2 separate regions of the Homo sapiens genome follow, and region 1 is linked to region 2. Evidence: chromatin contacts called from ENCODE Hi-C or POLR2A ChIA-PET data. All regions are on one chromosome and are shown on one strand. The core of a region is the stretch at or near the end of the contact, and the rest is flanking DNA. Distances in the headings are between cores, read along the strand shown.

Region 1 (4,651 bases), core at 60-2,559, 3.2 Mb after region 2:
CCCACATTTTCAACCTCCTGATAGAATCACAAGCATGTCTCACATGCACATCAAATGCGACCTGGAAAGCAAAGAACTTGCTATTCTTCCCCCAAATGACAGTTCCCACTATTTGGGGACAGACCATTTCTACTCTATGTCCCCAAGCTGAAAAACTGTCTTTGCTGCCTTTTTGCTTACTCTTCATACGGATCTATTCATTGATTAGTTCCGTGGCTGTCAATATACAGTTGAATTCTTTACGATCCGGTTTGTGGCCTACATCCAACACCGACTGAGCACTTGCTAAGTACTGGGATCTGAAGATTACTCAGCCACTGTCTCCACGGAGATCATCGTTAACGGGAGAGAAAGCCACGTAAAACACCACGTTAGATGGAGAAGCACAGAGGACACCACCTCCACGAAAAAGTCTCACACGCGAGAAAGGACCCGCACCACAGCACCCGAGCCTCTATTAACCGCCGCCTTCCATCGTGAATTAATACTCTCGCTTTCAGCGTTATTATCAACCCCCTGCAAGCAATCAAGAGGCTGGGTTAAGTCCGGCTGGAGGGGCAGCAGGCATCCCTGGGCTGTCGCGCCTCCCAGCGCCCCCGATGGAGCAGGTGGCAAGGCTGCAAAAAGAATTTAAGGCTCTAGGAAAGAGGTGGTGCAGCCCGCACTCCAGTCCCCGGCCCGCAGCAGGCAGAGGAGGCTCCGGGTCTCCTTCACCCGGACACCGCCGGCGGAGAGGTCCACTCCCGTGCCCCTACCCTGGATGGATCGCTTACCTGAGGACCCCCAAACAGAGGTGCGTCCGGCCTCGCCTCCCCAGCCACGCGCAGCCGGCTACCCAGAGTCAGCTCCCACAGTCCGCACCCAGAGTCGGCTCCGAATTGCGCACGCGTCTCTGTCCGCGGCTCCCGCTCTCTCTCCGACGGCACTAGGCCTCCAAGGATGGAGGCGCCCTCCAGGGGAAAACGCTGAAGCGCTGCAAAGAAGCCAGCGACTCAATGGGTGCGTCAACTAGGCAGCCGCAGCACTGGGAGTGCGGCGCGGGAGTGACGTCACCAGGCGGAGGGGGCGAGGCCGGGCCCGCTTCTGGTCACTTACGGCGGCCGGCCTTCTTTGTAGGCCTGGCACCGTAGAGGTAGAGGAGCTACATTGGCCGCGTCCCCTGTCCCTCTGCCCTCTTGCCCATCTGCCCAAACTTTTGTATTTGATCTCTGTTTTGATGTCGAACCCCAAAGCACTGTAATTGGGGGGGGCGGGGGGGGGGGTGGAACCTGCGGACCTGAGAGCAGCGCGCGTGCGCACGACACGCGCTGTGCGCCGGAAGAGCACGCCCAGTCCGGGCTGCGCGGAGGAAGCGCTGGGGTCCCGGAGGGCGGGGGTGGCGGCGCCGGAGGTCGCCATGGCTACCGAGCCCGAAGCCGCGGAGCCGGTGGTGCCTTCGCTCGTGGATCGATACTTCACTCGCTGGTACAAACCGGGTAAGTGCGGAGTGATGTTGATCCCTCCTTGGCCGCACTGGCCTAATGCTGTGTAGACTATGTTGACAGATCATAAGCCACGCGCGCTCTCCCTGGCTCTCCGTCCCCACGTCAGAAGGCACTGGACTTCTGTGTTCCGTCTAGCCCCAGGGAATGGCATTTGCAAAGACCTGGTGGCCTGAAATACTTCAGGGCGCATTCTGGGGCCGGCGATTGCAGTGCGAGCTCTAGGGTGTTGCTCGCAGTAAGATGAGTACTCTAAACGGAGGCCCCAAAGGTAGGCGGAGGGCTAGGTTGCAACAGTCCTTAAGTGCCTGGAGGGATTGAGGGGCTCACTCTCACAGGGAGTAGCGATACATAAAATTATTTAAATGATCAGATCGAAACTAAGGTAGAGGCAGTAGGGATGGCGAGAAGAGGGTGGGTTAGATTAGAGACATTTAGAAAGAAGAAGAATCTATACATTTACCTTAAGAGACGCCATCTGCCACTTAGAAGTAGGTATTCTTTTTGTACTGTTTTGTGTAAGCAGAACCAGTGGTGGGAGCATCGTTGGGGACTCTCCTTTCTTCCTTTCATTCAGTGATAATGGTTATACTCAGTTTAAAAAATATATATTGTAGCATATTTTCTGTTGGCCAAACATAGGGTGACCAACCTGTCCTAGTTCACCCATGACTGAGGGGTTTCCCAGAATGTCGGACTTGCACCAACATCAGGACAGTCCTGGAAACCACCAACAAAAAATATATATCATAAAGAACGGGATGCTAATTGCATTTTCCTAGCAAAAATACTACGTGTACTCATTTTGAAGTGAGTGTAAAGTAAGATGGAGCAAGGAGTTAATTACCTTAATGTTGAATAAATTATTCTATCTGGGCCAGATCTCTTTAAATACTTTCTAGGAAACCTTTAGGTATGTCTTTTTGAGTAATGAAGGGATACCCGTGATCAGCATGCAGCATGTATGTGTCCAGTCTTCATTATCAACTATATGACCCAAAGAAAGTACCACATAGTGGTAGTAAATATTGATTTCAGCCACCAACAGACTCATGTATTCTTCTAGATGTCAAAGGAAAATTTTGTGAGGACCACTGTATACTACAGCACTCTAACCGGTAAGCAAATTGGGAATTTTAAATTATCAAAAATTTTTTTTTCCTGGTATTGTAGCCTGGTATGGTCTTGTGGTCTTGGATTGAACAAATGTTCACTAAACAAACATGCATTAATTATCTTCTACTGTGTTGAAATGGTATTATTATAGGAGTTTGTTTGGCAAGAATGAGTATTCCAGTGCCTGGCCACTCTGAACATATAAATTTGATTACTCAAACATCCAAATGGAGGACCACATCATCAGCTGCTACTTGAAGTGGCCAGTCTGTGCCCAACTACTGAACTGTTCAGAGCCCACAGAAAGGGCTACGGTAGAGACATGTATGGTATCTCGTATACACAGGCATGCCTTATTTCTTTGTCTTCTACCCCAGTGCTACCTACCTAAAGACCTCTGGTACTCTTCCCTTTCCTGGGAAAGAAATTCAATCTTGTTTTCTCTTTTATTATTGTATTCTCTATTCTACAGTTATGCCCCAATAGTAGCCAAAGGAAAAAGGGGGAAGATGATAGTTTGACTAAACAAATACCAGTTCATACATTCTTGTTCCAATAGGAGTTATGGGAGGAAAAATTATTCCAAGCAATCACACAGGATCAACTTTTTCTCCTTGTAGAATATGTGTCATCACATTGGCAGAATCTCATCCAGTTCTTCAAAGTGGAAAAACAATTAAAAGCATTTCCTATCAGATCAGTACCAACTGTAGCAGACTTCAGAACAAGGTCTCTGGGAAATTTAAGCGGGTATGTTCCTGTAATTCTGTGATTATCTACTTACATCCTCTATATTCATGGTAATGACAGATCCAATGAACCTTAGAATCCAGTAGCATATGCTTAGCATACTTCTCTAGCAGTTTGAGGTGCTAATTTTAGGTATACTTTCACCTAAAGAAATTCTCAGCTCCCCCAAATTAGGTATCTCAGGAGGTGTAGTATCTGTTATATTAGGTTCTGTGCTACTATCCCTATAATGCCCAGGATGGAGGAGGGGGAAGGCAGGCCTTTGAAAGGAGAACTCTAATAGCAATATAACAAGATATTTTGTCCCTTCTAGTTGTATTAAACTAGTATGTCGAGTTCTGTAAAATTTAGGTGACTAACTCTTCTTTACCATATATTTCCACATGTAAATTAAACAGAAAAAAAATTCCCAAGGGAGTTAGAAAAAAAAAAAGAAAAACATGGGCCGGTCACAATGGCTCACGCCTATAATCTCAGCATTTTGGGAGACCAAGGTGGGTGGATCATGAGGTCAGGAGTTTGAGACTAGCCTGGCCAACGGGGTGAAAACCCATCTCTATAAAAATACAAAAATTAGCCAGGCACAGTAGTGGGCACCTGTAATCCCAGCCACTCGGGAGGCTGAGGCAGGAGAATGGCTTGAACCTGGGAGGCGGAGGTTGCAGTGAGCTGAGATCGCACCACTGCACTCCAGCCTGAGCGGCAGAGCAAGACCAAGACTCCGTCTCAAAAAAACAAAAACAAAAACATGAATACGAGAAAATATATTTGCTCCTTACTGTTTTTCCATTCCTAAAGCATTGTCAATGTAATACTCATGTACCCACCCCCTGTACCTGCACACAACACTCGGTTATATAGAATGCTATCTCTACCCTCTGTAACTCTAGGCAAAATGGACAGATTATTAAAAGAGTATCATGCCAAGGAGAATTTAGTGACATGTTAAAATGTCTTAACAAACCCACTGGTTGGGAAAGTTTCTGTGGATGATTTAAGTCGTTCATTTACTGAGTTCATACTAAGAGTTTCTGCTAATTGCTCTCACTATTCTAGGAGACCCTTATTCAAACCCCCCTTTGTAGGCCTGAAGTCCCCTAATAATTACTGATTTATTGTGCTTTACAATTACTGATTTTTCCTCACTCAAGAAACTAGTGGACTTAGAAAAGCATGCACCTCTCTTAAACGATAGTCTACAAGTTACAATAACACTTAAGACTTCTGAAGTTTCAATGATAAATCTCTGTCCAAAATAGTAACACTTAAGGCAGGTACAGTTGCTCATGCCTGTAATCCCAGCA
Region 2 (4,948 bases), core at 349-2,848:
CAAAAAAAAAAAAAAAAAAAAAAAAAAAAAACAAGAAAAGAAAAAAAAGAAGTAATATCCAAACTCTGAGCCTAAATTCGCAAAACTAAAATTCCAAAAATAAGCGAATGTGTAAAAAGTATGGAAAGAACAGACTTAAACAGGAAAGTATAAATATTCACAGGTGGTTTTTTTCCCCTTAGTTTTGCTAGAAAGTGTGCTACAGGTCTAAAGACTTTTCTCTACGGGAAGTGCTTGCTTAGAAAACCACACGTGAAAAGTATTTGAACAAGTCTATTCTTTCTTGATAAGTAATGAAGTGTAGAGATTTACTACAATTTTCCTACGTTTTAAACACTTAGTGTTTAGGGCAGTATTTCTGACATCCAGCAAAATGCTGGTTACATAGTAGGCACGCAAAAAACATTTTGTTAAATGAATTAAAATTAATGAATACATATTCAGATAAAAAAAATTCTCCTTTTGCAGTGCATACACCCGTGAAGCTGTCACCTACCTAGCAGCTAATCACGTTTCTCCAATTTCCTGGTGCCAGCATAATCTGTTCACACATCAAATAAGTGTGCCAAGCTAGTTTTTTTTCTTACCCAAACCTATTCCTTCTTGTTTCCTATTTATCAGAATGCAACCACAATCCTCCTACTCACCCGTTCCTCATTTTATTTGACAAATGCTTCCTTTCCCGCCTGTACAGACTGACACTCACTGACGATATTCTGCTTCTACCCATGTTTCCCACAATTGGTCTCAATTTCTGCTGCCACAGCCTCCACTACCTTTTGCTTGGACCAGTGAATACCCTCTGATTTTCCGTTGTCAGTCGCTTCTCATCAATCTATTCTTAATCTTGTTGCTTCGTTGCACCTCTACTCCCTCACCTTCCACCAAACAACCCAGTTAGCGTAGAGATTAGGAGAAGAGATTCTGGCTCTGAGCTTAACATAGTGATTGATCAAGAATTTAACCTCTGGAGCCAAACTGCCTGGCTTTGTCTGCCATTCGAGGACTTTTCCCAACCTCATTTCTCACTTTGTAGTCAACCCAAAACACCTCCCTCCATCTCCCACCTAGCTTGTGTTTCTCACTTAACTTTTAAAGTCCAGCTCACATGTCACTTTACTCACTTCCCAGAATTGTAATCTTCGTTTCGAACTGCTCTCGCACGGCAGCTATACTTCTCAGTACCTGCTTTTGTACCATTATGTGCGTTTTTTCTCTTTTTATAAAAAATCTCTTTCAGGGAACGCATAGTTCTTGAGGTCAGGATATTATTGTTTTATTTTTATATCTCCAGTAAGTCACAGTGTGACTTGCACTGTGGTTGCTCGATAAATGTTAGGTGAATGACATCAATTTACAGAAATAAATCCAACTCTGAGCGTCTCCCCTTGAGGACCGTGTTTTGTTCATCTGCACGCTCTCCAGGTCCTGCACTGCGCCCAGGACCAAGAAGACGCTGGACCCTTACTAGGAGAACCGAGGCAAGAGCCGGCTGGAGCCGCGGGGAACCCGCTCGCCCCGCCCACCCGCCTAGCGCCGGTGAGCCTGCGGCTCCCGCGAAGCGCGGCCCCGCCCCCTCGGCGCCAGGGCGCACGCGCGGAGCTGGAGCCGGCGCGGAGGAGCGGGCGGCCGCGGCTGTGCCCTCTCCTACTCCTCACCGCGCGAGCGCGGGGAACCAGTAGCCGCGGCTGCTTCGGTTGCCGCGGTCGGTGGTCGTTATGGATTCTCCATGGGACGAGTTGGCTCTGGCCTTCTCCCGCACGTCCATGTTTCCCTTTTTTGACATCGCGCACTATCTAGTGTCAGTGATGGCGGTGAAACGTCAGCCGGGTGAGTGCGGGGCGCCGCGGGCCGGACCCCTCAGAGTGCTCCTGACGGCGAGGACCGTCTAAGTCGGGTGGGTCGGGTGGGTCGGGTGGGCGGCTGAGTGGCCGCTAGCCCAGACAGTTCGATGGTAGAGTTGGAGGGGCGCCAAGGGCCGGTTGGTCTGACTTACTGAGTGCAGATGGGGAAACAGCGTGGGGGAGGACGGAGGCTCTAGTACTCCTCAAAGGAGGCGTGACCTGGGGTCCGCGAGGCCGTAGCCTGGGCGAGCAGGGCCGACCTTGCCAACCGCCCGCAGAAGTCCCAGGACTGACAGAAGCTGCCGCAGCGTTTCGGAACCACAGATATCCGCGCCAGCCCAGGGCTTGGGCGGCCTCCTCGCGGTACCGCCACTCGCTCGCAGTGTCGCCACTCGCTCGCAGTGTCGCCACTCGCTCGCAGTGTTTGAAAGTCATGTGAGGAGACAGCAGGTTTCTGACTCAGTCTCTTGGAGTAATAGATGGTTGCGGACTACTCTCCAGTTATGAAAGTTGTACAAGCACTGAAACAAAAAGCCTCCTGTAGCCAGACCAGGATTCCCCTTCACGCAGTGTCCTAACACCCTGCCTAGCATGTGAGAAGCGAGTGCGTTCCCCTTTTCACAGTCACGACGGACACTGTACAAGCAAGAGTTACCTGGCGTAGTTTCACTATCTGCAGAATGGGGATATAGTCTTGAAACAGCATTTTGAGTTCTTTTAGCAATGCGATCAAGGGACAGTAGTTGTATTTTATTGGATTTTACACCAGGGTGCGTTTGCTCTAATACTGCTTTACTTTTGTAGTTATTCTACTGTGCTTTTAGTTGTATGGACCTCTTCTTTCTTTGAGGTCAGACATTTCTTTGCCTACTTTCTTTGTGTTCTTGCTGTCTTTCATCTGCCTTGCCCTACGGATAGTTGATGAGTGAGGTCTGGAGGATGATGCTGTATCTTTCTTATGGACTACTTACTGGTTTTAAAAAATCCTTAGACCTCAGAAATATTTTTCATTTATGTTGAAGTTTGTAGCTCAGTTTAAATCGTTGGTACAAATTTTGACCTGGATGAGGATGGTATTACTGCATTAAAGTAGAACACATTATCTGCATAAGATATTATTTCTTTGATTTGAAAAAAGTAAGTTTTGTTGCTACTACATGTTCAGAATTTGATTAAAAAAATTTTTTTTTGTATAGGCTGAATCAGATGTTCACATTGTGGTCCAGGGACCCATGGGATTCTCTGACACTGCCAGTTTAAAATTACTTTCGTAATAATATGCAGATGTTATCTTTTTCACTCTCATTTTTTCAGAAGTGTACAGTGGAGTTTTCCAGAGGCTACCTGAGTTGTGATACTGTAACAGAAGGAAGTAGATATGAGAATCTAACAGTTTTCTATTTGAAGCCAGACATTTGTTAGAATGTACACAGTGTGATTCTTCTCACTAAATGTTTTTTGTTTTGGAAAAGTTATTTTTCATAAAGAATACATTATCATTATTATTATTATTATTTTTGAGACGGAGTCTCTCTGTCGCCCAGGCTGAAGTGCAGTGGCGCGATCTCGGCTCAGTGCTGCAACCTGTGCCTCCTGGGTTTAAGCGATTCTCCTGCCTCAGCCTCCGGAGTAGCTGGGAGGCGCCTGCCACCAAGTTCGGCTAATTTTTGTATTTTTAGTAGTGGAGACGGGGTTTCGCCATGTTGGCCAGGCTTGAAGAATACATTATTTATGTTAACATTTAATACATTTACTTTTTAAAAAATGAAAACATGAAGAACAATTGTTGCATAGTGGACAGGTCTATGCAGTCCTATCCCCAAAGGCTGAGGAAGCTGAGAGGCTGAGGAATCCAGTTTCTTAGAAAGAAACCTTTAAAAGGGACTTAAGAACAGAAGCCATGTCTTGGGTGGCCCCAAGGAGATGGTGGATCACCCCATTACCCGACCCCCAACCCCCAACCAGAGATGTGTAGGACAGTTGCTTAAGAGCAGGATTTATGGTAAGTGAAATAGCGTCAAGGTTGTTTGACCTAAGGGCAAGATCGGTAAGTGTATACTTTTACACAAGGAACAGTAGATAAAATATAAATCTTAGAGGCAATCCCAGAACTGGGGTTAATCATAAGTCAACATGGCGGATGTTGGAGTTGCTTTAGCCGCCACAACTATTTAAAATTTTCTCAGTTATAATTTCTAAGATGCTAAGTATTGATACTTGTAGCCAACATAAACAAAACCTTTTGGGGTTGTCAAGAAATTTAAGTCCGATTTTTTAAAAGATGTAATTCACATAGAATCTGTTCACCATTTTTAATAAAAAGTTCTGTGTTTTTGGACAGACACATACAGTCATTCAACTACCATCACAATCAAGATACTGAACGGTTTCCTCACCCACCCTAAATTCCTTCCTGCACTTTTGTGTAAGCTGTCCCCTATCCTTGGCAAGCATTAATCTGTTTACTAATTTTTAGGGATGTAGAGGGCTCCTGAGATTCCATAATTTGAGAACCACGTGATTATTGAATACTTATATAGTATCATACAGTACCAGTACTTGTAAGGAGGTAAAAATGATGGAATTCAGACACAAGAGTGAACAGTGTACCTGTTTAGCCTTTTACCCGAAGTGTGTTAGACTGCCCATTTCCTTTGACAGTTCTATTATTGGTCTTCAATATCTTGCCATTCTGATGATCAGAAAGCAATTTTTCATTTATGTTTGTCATGGTACTGATGTGTTTGTGCCTCTTATTGGTCATTTGTATTTCATGTAAATTGCTTAATTTTTTTTTGTCCATTTTCTTATTGGGCTGTAGGTTATTGTCTTCTATTTACTGTCTTTGTGGATCATGGATATTCATTCTATTTATGTCTGTAGTCCTTTTTTCCCATAACTCTTGCTATCTTTAACTTTGTTTATATTGTCTTTTATTGCAGAAGTTTAAAAAATCTCATAATATTTTTACTTTTCCATGAAAAAATCTATTAATTTTTTTCTCCTATGTCACTATTGGGATTTGTGCATTTTAAGAAGGGGTTTCTCAGGCCTAAGGTTATAAAAATACTCGTCCTTGATCTTTTTTTAAAAAATTCTATAGT

The links. A loop is a pair of places that touch in the nucleus more often than their neighbours do. ChIA-PET counts read pairs that join two places held with the same protein, here RNA polymerase II (POLR2A). Pooled maps may share reads with other maps.
Region 1: a loop to region 2 is called in a map of naive thymus-derived CD4-positive, alpha-beta T cell, with 21 times the contacts of the local background. The contact joins the promoter of ABITRAM here to the promoter of TMEM38B in region 2. A Hi-C loop is called at or near these places in 1 of 168 maps with a recorded cell type or tissue (naive thymus-derived CD4-positive, alpha-beta T cell) and 10 of 50 pooled maps. POLR2A ChIA-PET finds 5 or more read pairs at or near these places in 1 of 52 experiments (T-cell).

Annotation. Positions count from the first base shown.
Region 1 is chr9:108,933,091-108,937,741 of GRCh38, forward strand. ABITRAM (actin binding transcription modulator) reads left to right here and starts at 1,310. Exons shown (of 6, transcript NM_017832.4): 1 at 1,310-1,475; 2 at 2,548-2,599; 3 at 3,218-3,347. The coding sequence starts at 1,397. ELP1 (elongator acetyltransferase complex subunit 1) reads right to left here and starts at 1,034. Exons shown (of 37, transcript NM_003640.5): 1 at 774-1,034. RefSeq lists an enhancer at 277-506 and a silencer at 1,257-1,536.
Region 2 is chr9:105,692,943-105,697,890 of GRCh38, forward strand. TMEM38B (transmembrane protein 38B) reads left to right here and starts at 1,599. Exons shown (of 6, transcript NM_018112.3): 1 at 1,599-1,830. The coding sequence starts at 1,719. RefSeq lists a silencer at 1,433-1,702.